2 separate regions of the Homo sapiens genome follow, and region 2 is linked to region 1. A link is an interaction called in ENCODE POLR2A ChIA-PET data of the cell type or tissue named here. Cell type or tissue: MCF 10A. All regions are shown on one strand. Each heading gives the region's core, and the rest is flanking DNA. Links, peaks and the distances in the headings are about the cores only. Region 1 overlaps RERE (arginine-glutamic acid dipeptide repeats). Region 2 overlaps RERE (arginine-glutamic acid dipeptide repeats).

Region 1 (5,384 bases), core at 237-5,236:
CAGAAGGGGTGAGGGGAGGAAAGCTAATAAACTCTTCGGAAGATCACAGCCTAAAGACTTACGCCCACTAAAAAACTGAGATTTAATATTAGATTACAGAATGCACTCCTTCCCCAACACCTTTCCACCACATCAACAGAGCTCCAGTATAAAAAAAAAAATGCATTACAACTGACAGAGCTTCAAGACAGACTCTATTTAAGAAGGAGTTCTTAGGGAAACCCAAAGAAACCAGGGGTGGAAAAAAACAAGAAAACTACAGGAAACGGAAGCATCTAACCCACAGCAAACATGAAGCACAGTATGGCATTTTCTGAAAAAGCTAAACATAATGTTTTTTTGTTTGTTTGTTTGTTTGTTTGTTTTGTTTTGTTTTTTTGAGAAGAGTCTTGCGCTGTCACCCAGGCTGGAGTGCAATGGCACGATCTCGACTCACTGCAAGCTCTGCCTCCTGGTTTCATGCCATTCTCCTGCCTCAGCCTCCCCAGCAGCTGGGACTACAGGCACACACTGCCACGCCCGGCTAATTTTTTTGTATTTTTAGTAGAGACGGGGTTTCACTGTGTTAGCCAGGATGGTCTCGATCTCCTGACCTCGTGATCTGCCCACCTCAGCCTCCCAAAGTGCTGGGATTATAGGCATGAGCCACCACGCCCAGCCTGAAAAAGCTAAACATAATCTTACCATACAATCCCACAATCGTGCCCCTAAGCATTTGTCCAACTGACTTAAAAACTTATGTCCATACAAAAATCTGCACAAATTTTAGAGTAGTTTTATTCATAATCAGAGACAGAAGGCAACCAAGGTGTCCTTCAACCGTACTTCATGAATAGATATGCGAACTGTGGTGTTCACTGAGCAATAAAAAGAAATGAGCTCTAAAGAACAAGAAAGAGGAACATTAAACACATATTGTTAAGTGAAAGAAGCCAATCTGAAAGTATACACACTATATGATTCCAACCATAGAACTTTCTTTAAAAGGAACTTCAACTTTCTTTAAAAGACAAAACTATAGAGATAGTAAAAGGACCAGTGGTTGCCAGGGGCTGGGCAAAGAAGGGAGAGATGATTACATGGAGCACAGAAGTTTTAATGGTGGTGAAACTATTCTGCAGGATACTGTAACTGTGGATAAGCACATGACATTTACGTTTCTGTCAAACCCCACAGAATGTACAACACAAAGAGTGAATCTTAAACTGTAGACTTCAGTTAATAATATATTAATACTGCTTCATCAGTTGTAACAGATAAGCCACACTCATGCAAGATGTTAATAATAGGGGGAACTCTGTGTGTGTGTCTGTATATGTGTGTGTGTGGGAACTACTTATACTATCTGCCCAATTTTCAATTTTTCTTTTTTTTTTTTTTTTTTTTTTTTTTTGGTTTAGATGGAGTCTTGCTCTGTCACCCAGGCTGGAGTGCAGTGGCGCTATCTCAGCTCACTGCAAGCTCCGCCTCCCGGGTTCACGCCATTCTCCTGCCTCAGCCTCCCGAGTAGCTGGGACTACAGGCGCCCGCCACTACGCCCGGCTAATTTTTTGTATTTTTAGTAGAGACGGGGTTTCACCGTGTTAGCCAGGATGGTCTCAATCTCCTGACCTCGTGATCCGCCCACCTCTGCCTCCCAAAGTGCTGGGATTACAGGCGTGAGCCACCACGCCCAGCCCGATTTTTCTATAAATCTAAAAGTGTTCTAAAGTATAAAGTTTATTTAAAAAAAAAGAGAGAGAGAGAGAGTGAGTGTTGGGAGTCACTCCTCGATCCTAATTCAGTAAGTCTTGGGACAGGCCCAATAATTTACATTTTAACCAAATTCACAAGTGCTGCTGCTGGTTCAAGAGCCACATCTTGAAACCACTGGGCTACGGCTCCTTTTAGTTCTAAATTTTATTATTCTATTCACTAACATTTTCATGAGAACTGTGGTAACCAGCCCACAAAATGGCCCCCAGTGAGCTCTGCCTCCTGGTATTCAAACTCTTGACAATAATGTCTTCCAAGGCTACGTCATAAAAGACATTGCAGCTTTCACCTTGCTCTTATATGAATCCTTTCTTCTGGAAAGCCAGGTGCAGTATCATGAAGAAACTCAGGCAGCCCTATGAAGAGGTTCCATGTGCAAGGAACTGAAGCTTCTGCCAACAGCCAGCAAGAACTCTGCCAACCTTGTGAATGCACTATGTTGCAATTGGATCCTCCAGGCCCTATCAAGCCTTCAGTTGACTGCAACCTGAGAAGGGACCTCAAGCCACTCCTAAATTCCTGACCCACAAAAGGTGTGTGGGATAACAAATGCTGAATGTTGTTTTAAGCAGCAGTTTGGAGGTATTTTGTTACATATATCATATAGGAGCTTAATCTAAAATATGTATGTGGCTGGGCACGGTGGCTCACGCCTATAATCCCAGCACTGAGGCAGGCTGGATCACCTGAGGTCAGGAGTTCCAAACCAGCCTGGCCAACAGGGTGAAACCCCATCTCTACTAAAAGACACAAAAATTAGCCATGCATGGTGGTGGGTGCCTGTAATCCCAGCTACTCTACTCGGGAGGCTGATGCAGGAGAATTGCTTGAACCCAGAGGTGGAGGTTGCAGTCAGCCGAAATCGTGCCACTGCACTCCAGTCTAGGCAAAAAGGTGAGACTCCGTCTCAAAAATTAAAATAAAATAAAATAAAATGCATATAATATAACTGTTATTGTTGACCCTTCTTGCCTTTACTTTGATACAGCTGGAGAAGTCCTGAAAATGTGTCCAAATTCATTACAAGGTGAAGATCAATTTAAAGAACTCCTCCACATTTCTCAAAGTATTATATTAATAATGAATTATATCATTTCTTCAGGACATAAAGGATTTGGGGTGGGAGGAGAAGGGAAAGGAAGGAAGTGGAAACGAGATTTTCATCATCTTCCCTAAGCCATTGCTGGTCATCCTAGAGTAGAAATCTGAGAGTTTCACTTTATTGCTTAAAATCCTTTAATATTATAGTTTCCCAAAGCTTATGGAAGTGAATCCAGACACTGCTCATTGTCTGCACTACATCTACCAAGCAGGCTCATGAGGCAGCACAAGGGGTGCACACAAACATGGGCTGACTTTGCAAGACCTTGGATAAGTTACTTAATCTCCCTGCCTCGGTCTGCTCAACAGTAAAATGAAGGTAATTATACTACCAATATAGTTACTATAGGGAATTAATACATTAAAACATAAAAAACACTTAAAAGAGGACGTTGCCTAAGTGCTCAATAAATGTCAGCTATCATCATCATCTGCCATTGCATCTCTCATAACCCAGACTATTTCAAGCCATTATGAACTACTGGAATTTTCAAACTCACCAACACTGTTTTATGCTTTTGCACCTTAGAAAAGGGACTTTCTCTGTCTGGAATGGCCTTCCTTCACTTCTCTCTCAATTATCCTTCTCAACTTCCTTATATAGCCTTCTCTGATTTCCCTTTTACTTACCGCATCCCTCATAGACACACCTACAGAGAATATTTAAATTATTTATTATTTGCCTCTCCCACAAAATTGTATGCTTGATAATAATACTTGATACTTATTGTGTCAAGTACTGTGTGCCAGCCACTGTTTTATATTAAGCACTTTACTTAGACTATCTAACTTAAACTTCTTAATAACTCATAATTATCCTAGTTTTATTGACAGTAAAATCTATAACATATATAAATAAAGAATAAGAATTCAAACCTTAGCTGTTTGGCTGCAATTTGTTACAATCTAAAATCTAAGGACTAGGAGGTGGAGATTTCTGACATGCTGAAAATATCAAGGAAGCAATTAAACCTTCCAGCAGTTAGCATAAGTGCACACAGTTTAAAAATTTATAATATATATGCATGGTACTGTAGGTGGGCTACCCCACACCCCCAGTCATATCAGCTTCTTGCTTATACTTTCTGGAGATATTTCATGCATATACAGCATGCACACACATATATGTACATCTCTTTGTTACACAAATAGTAGTATACTTCATATAGCCTTCTGAGCCCATTTTTACTTCCTGTATCTTTGAGATTGTTCCGTGTCAGTCCATACAAAGTGCCTCATTCTTTTTCACTGCTGCAGAGAATTCCACCATATTCCATAATAATATGGTTTGGACTTGTGTCCCCACCCAAATCTCATGTCAAATTGTAATCCCCAGTGTTGGAGGTGGGGCCCGGTGGGAGGTGATTGGATCACGGGGCGGTTTCTCATGAATGGTTTAGCACCATCCCCTCGGTGCGAAGTTCCCATGAGATCTGGTCGTTTAAATTGTATAGCACCTTCCGCCTCTCTTCCTCCTACTCCAGCCATGTGAAGATGCCTGCTCCAGCTCTGCCTTCCACCGTGAGTAAAAGCTCCCTGAGGCCTCCCCAGCCTTGCTTCCTGTACAGCCTGCAGTACTGTGAGCTAACTAAACCTCTTTCCTTTATAAATTGCCCAGTCTTCAGTATTTATAGCAATGCAAGAACAGACTATTATATTTACCATATTCAACCACTCTCCTATATTGTTTGTAGCCTTTTGTTGTAATATAAAATCCTAAAGCAAAATCCTTATACACAAAGAAATGGATAGAGGATGATTCTACAGTAAATATGGTAAATGTATACGCTATAGCAAATATAGTAAAATGCAACTGTAGAATCTAAACGGTGAGTGCAGGGGTGCTCTCACTATCATAATTCCTGCAATTGTTCTGCATTTAAACCATCAGTTTGTTTGTTTGTTTGTTTGTTTGTTTGTTTTTTGGAGACAGAGTCTTGCTCTGTTGCCCAGGCTGGAGTGCAGTGGCACAATCTTGGCTCACTGCAAGGTCCGCCTCCTGGGTTCATGCCATTCTCCTGCCTCAGCCTCTTGAGTAGCTGGGACTACAGGCGCCCGCCACCACGCCTGGCTAATTTTTTGTATTTTTTAGTAGAGACGGGGTTTCACCGTCTTAACCAGGATGGTCTCAATCTCCTGACCTCGTGATCCACCCACCTCGGCCTCCCAAAGTGCTTGGATTACAGGTGTGAGCCACCGCGCCCGGCCTATACTTGTTCTTAAAGTGAGCATCATGTTTTTCTTTCAACTTCTCAATAAATTGCTAATATGAAATATTTTATCAACTTCAAAACAATCCCCAAATTTCAAAAATATAATAATCTTGGAATGTTTGTTACCCTTGGCTTATATCATAGAAGAACAGAGGAGGCAATTATCAGAAGAGTCACATTTCAACTTCCATCATTTTACCCAAGGGACAGTCAAGTAAAGTAAAACTGCCCTAAGTGTCTTATTTTCTTGGGTCTCTCAACACTCTTTTAGGCAAACACTTGGTCTTCACCAAGAACAAAGAGTTATAGGTGTCT
Region 2 (5,384 bases), core at 327-5,326, 53 kb before region 1:
CCCCTTTCCATTCCAACTTTCTCTAAAGAAAAAATGTAGAAATAATCATGTGTCCACAAAACCACAAAATGTCTAGACATAAGAGAATGCTCTCAGATATTATTCCTCTTACAGCCATATGACCCACTTAAGAACTTTAATCTAGGGCCATGCTGTCCAGTATAGTAGTCACTATCTACATGGCTATTTAAATAAATTTCAATTAAATAAAATTTTTAAAATGTACTTTCTAGGTCACACTAGCCACATTTCAGGTGCTTACTAGCTACATGTGGCTAGCAGCTACCACACTGGACAGCACAGACACAGAACATTTCCATTGCCACTGAAAGTTCTATTCCACAGTGCTGATCTAAAGCTAAATGTATGGTAAGTACAAATATTAAGATTCTCATTTCCTCAATAAGCCACTCTCTTTTAATCAACTCTAATAGCCTCAAGTACAAGAATATGCATAAACATGAACCCAGGGGACTTTATCTTTGACTCTCACAAAGGCAACAGATTACAATTCTTCTTAGGAAAGACAGTGAGACAGTCCCATAGCAATCTAAGGCTTTATTCTTCCATTTCTTCAGCAATTTACACAACGTGACCCGAGGAAAAAAGAGCAAGAAACCATTTTTTTCCACTACCTTTATCTATCATAGTCACATCTGCCAAGTTTTAGAATCACAGGTTCCATTATCTTACACCGTCAGCACTCTTCCTTTATAAATTCCCCTCTCCACACTGATCTTCTCTGACTCACTCAACATATTATACCATCACTCTGAAATCAGGGCCTAGAGTCTCTGGCAGACAGGCTATATGTAATGACAGCCTGGGTACAATCTTAAGTCTACCCTCCCTCAGAGGATTTCCCAACCCTATGCAATTGTCATGTGGGTAGGCAGAAGGCTGCACATTTTTCTTCATAATAAAAACAAAGCTTCAATTTCTGTAAAATCAATAAATTACCTCCGTATTTATAATACAGGATGATGGCAGAGTTCTGTTTTCTACAAAACTAGAGCTTTTAGGAGCACATGTTTTCAATCACTTATTTTTCAAGAATGATTGAAATATCTCCAAGCGCTCCCTGAGAACTTCACTGGTGTGATCTGCCACTCAAGTTAATTATCACAGGCTGCTTATACACAGGAAGAGAGGAAGCGGGAAAGAACTCATGACCTTGCACAGGGATGTTTTATAAAATTCTCTAAAATTTAAACTACACACGTTTTTCCATAATGCAACACTATGGTACTGCCTTCAAAATAATCATCATGGAATAGCTGTTTTCTTAGTGATGTATGGGGAAGGTGGTAGCGGGTAGGGGTGCAAGAGATTCTGTACACATAAGAAAGGCAGTCACGTGACACCAATGTCCTTTTCCTATACACCTGGTGGAAAATGGAGAAAGCCAGAAAAACCTGTTCAGTGATTATCATTCTGATTTTTTGGTTATTACTTCACTAAAAGAAAAAAAAATACATCTGAGTATATGCATAAGTTGCATTTCTCTGGAGTACTTCCTTCTGCCCTCTGAGTCCAGGTACCAATGATCTCTGAGGGGAAAGGTCAGCCATCTGCCATGAGAAGAGGCCAAAATGTGGGCAACTATTCCTTTCTAACCAAAGCACTTCTGAATCTGAGAAAGCAAGCAAACGTAGTGTGGTGTATAAAGCAAATTCTCGCCCGGAATTCTAGCTTGAATGGAGAGGATTCCATAGAAAATGTTTCCAGAAGGACTCTGACAACAGAAAGAAGCAATTCAAGAACAAGGACGTAATGCCATATGGATGGGGGAAAGAAAGGAAAAGAAGGAAGACAGAGGAGGAGTCTGAGAAAATCTTAGTTCTTAAGCATGAGAATCAGAACTGTGGGCTTCAGGGTAAAAAGGAAAGAGAGACTGAAAAGTAACATCTATGTTTAAATGGGTCCTTTAGAGAAAAGAAAGCACTCAGCTAGGATTAAAGGAAAAGAATTGTACCTCCTCAACTCCGTTTCAGAGTATAATAAACCTTACCAATTTAGAAGCTACACACCCTTTCACAGTTCACATTCAGCTCAGACTGGGAGTCGGAAATTGAAAAACACTATAGCCCGGGAGAAAGAGACAGGTAAACATACAAAGGACTGAGACAACTGCTTACCACTAATATGGGTCAATCTCGCAGGAATACTTGCAAAAATAAAAATTACCAAGTGCCCTCTACGAATGCTAAATACAGGTCAAAATTTCCAATGGCTCAACCACCTGAGTGGAGAGCCGGAGAATGGGAGTCAGAAAGCATGTAAAACCATCGAGGTCCCGGGAAACAAATTTCCTAGGCTTTTAAAACCATTCGTCTTTTCTAACTTACAGAAAACGCAAACTGAAACCATTCAGAAATAAAACAAACGGGGCAGGGGGCAGGAGAGAAACGGCCAACAATAAGCTACTATTCTCCTACCACTTTCTCACTGGTGCAGGCATCTCCAAACCAAACCACTCAGAAATTTTATATACAAGGAATAAATCATAAGGATCTCATATAGGACTATTCATATACTAAATTATGTATAATAACCGGGGAGTCTTTCTCTTAATATTTTTGTCAGGAGCTCTGAAAATGAGGTTTTAGAAGCCACAGCATACCTATTCATCTTAAAAGGTAAGATGGCTTGCTTTCAGTTTAGCTAAGCTTTCATTTCTATCGTAAATATTTGACTTTAGAACACTGAACACCATGGCAAAAGGCAAATATTTACTTAGCTTAATTATTCCATATATACTGTTCTACTTCCCCTGTAAATACAAAATATGAGTTGAAACCTCAAATCATTAATACCTAAATTTGGCCACAGATTAAAGTGTGCTATTAAACATCTCAACAAATTGAGATTAGGTAACACTTTAAGTTCTATATCACAAGTCTTAAACTAAATCAAAAAAAGTAAATGAAATTTATCTATAATACTAGAGATCAACAAAGAAATTAAACTGAAATAGGTACTAACGCAATCACCACAGATTTCCACAGATCCCAGTAGAAATAAAGAAGTTTAATCTTTAGTTGAAATTTTAAGAGTAGCCATTAAATAAGTAGGACAGGAATGGAAGGCGAAATTGATTCTTTTATATCCTAATATTCATATTGAGAGATCTGGGCAAATATAGTAAGTCAACTTGGTTCTGGGTTTGAGAAATAAGCACTTAAGTACAATAAACTCCACACCAGAAATATTTTTGTATATTCTACTCTCATTTCAACATAACCATGCAAAGCCCTAATCAGACTAAGGGCTTATTTTGATCATAATCTCCTTTACTCTGAACCCTACCTACCCTGTTTTGGCTAAGTGACAGATTTTGGCCTTCCTCTACCCAGGCTTACCACCCCCAACCTGTACTGAAGCTCTGTCGTATCATGAGATGAAGTCTGCTTAGTAATAGGTGAAATGGGACTTGTTCCCTTCTTTATATTATAGGCTGTCTATAACAAAGTCAGGCTCTATATTCTTCATAATTTCATGACTAATAATTTCAACTAAATCCTATCTCATTTCTTTCCATGATACAATAAATTCTTCACATTTCAATATAAATCTCTTTATCAATACCACAGCCTTTGAATTTGCTTAAGCCACACAACCAATTCCTGTTCTGAGGTACTATGAAAATATTATGTGGCTTGTTTTATTGTTTAAATGGAACTTTCCTGTGGGCACTGTTGTTGTTGTATGACATTAATTATCTGTCCAGTTCAGTTTTACCCACCATAAACTTTCTCAAAATGATTGGGACCATGTCTTGTTTTATGAGTGTATTTCTTGATTTCTTTGACATTTCAGTGTCCACTAGGGACTGGTAATAAGCCTTCCAATGTATAGGTGGTAAAAATTGTTACCTACACAATAAAAATAACTATACTAATTCACGAACTTCTCTATACCTAGAAATGTGAAGCATGTAATAATGTTTAACAAGAAATGCCGGCTCTAGTACTATAATGCAGAATAAAAATTAGGCAAGTGATGACTCATACTTCACAGGTATGCCAGCCTCAATCAGGTTTTCAACCCAGTCTTTATTAGAAATGACAAGTGATTCTTTCGCATGCCTTAATTTAATCCAAAGAGCAATCAAGGATCTGAGTGTGAAGGTAACAGATTCAATGATGGGAAATACAACTACTACTCAATGCTATACTTCGGTAAAATAAACACTGGTATAGCCCAAAGACCCCAATCAGAAGTTAGACTCCATAATTTACCAACTCTGCCTCACTGTCTTTACCAAAAAAAAAAAAAAAAAAAAAAAAGAATGGAACTCAAAAATTCTATTAGTATAATCATCAAGCTTCAAAAACCAAATATAACAAATGTTACAAATTATCCATATTTTAGATGCCAAATGCCTGAAGAATTAATAACATCAAAAATGGAATATTCAAAGGGGAGAGGATGCAGGCCCAGCCTCACGCCAAGCCATCCTCCTAGGAATCCTACAAGTCTATACCACACATGTACCTTCACCCTTTTGTTTTCCTTTTAATCCCACTCCTCCCTCCAGACTTGTTCCTTCATCTTTTCCCCAATTCTCTGCTTGAGAATGGCATAAAAGGGCACCACTTAGTAGAATCTAATCATTCTACTTAAAGACTAAAGAAATGAAATGGCTGGACCCTGCTAAAGAGAAAAGACGGGGAGGGATGGGACACCTTTCCAAAAACCTCTTCAGAGACACACAGAAATTCTACAACCCATCCACTGTAGACTGTCTAAGGGAAAACTGTTCCCCACAGTTACTGGTGCTGCTTTTAACAGAATACCAATAAAGGTATAAAACACAGAAAATATTCATTTATGGCAGAGATTAAAAACAAAATATATGCATTTATATGACTTTATTTTTAAAAAATAAATTGACCAGGCGCAGTGGCTCAGGTCTGTAAACCCAGCACTTTGGGAGGCCAAGGCGGGCGGATCACCTGAGGTCAGGAGTTTGAAACCAATCTCACCAACATGGCAAAACCCCATCTCTACTAAAAATACAAAATAAGCCGGGCAGGGTGGGGCATGCCTGTAATCTCAGCTACTCAGGAGACTGAGGCAGGAGAATTGCTTGAACCTGGGAGGTGGAGGTTGCACTGAGCCAAAATGGCACCACTGCACTCCAGCCCAGGCAACAAGGGAGAAACTCCATCTCAAATCAATCAATCAATCAATCAAGCACAGCTACCAACTCCTTGGGGATATTACAACCTAATCTTAATTAAAAAATAAATTCACATCACAGGTTTTCCTTCAAAGCCAGGTTAACAATACTACTTCACAGGTTAAATGCCAGTTTTTTTGGTTTTTACCACTGGCCTTAAATGATTGCATTAAAACACACCAAAAGGATCTTAGTAATT

The links. ChIA-PET counts read pairs that join two places held together with the same protein. Peaks named below come from ENCODE experiments on the same cell type or tissue, not always from the same donor. Only the 100,000 strongest peaks of a DNase experiment are listed, where the experiment ranks them.
Region 2: POLR2A ChIA-PET joins it to region 1 with 7 read pairs; 4 of 35 experiments call an interaction of 5 or more read pairs at or near these places.

The regions. Positions count from the first base shown.
Region 1 is chr1:8,731,443-8,736,826 of GRCh38, forward strand. All of the region lies in intron 1 of RERE (arginine-glutamic acid dipeptide repeats), which reads right to left. Among named protein-coding and RNA genes, the nearest start is that of RERE, 84 kb to the right of the region's middle. RefSeq lists a silencer at 452-621. In MCF 10A, for the core only: no CTCF peak of the experiment used is centred there; a DNase peak (open chromatin) is centred at 2,199.
Region 2 is chr1:8,678,767-8,684,150 of GRCh38, forward strand. All of the region lies in intron 1 of RERE (arginine-glutamic acid dipeptide repeats), which reads right to left. Among named protein-coding and RNA genes, the nearest start is that of RERE, 140 kb to the right of the region's middle. In MCF 10A, for the core only: no CTCF peak of the experiment used is centred there; no DNase peak of the experiment used is centred there.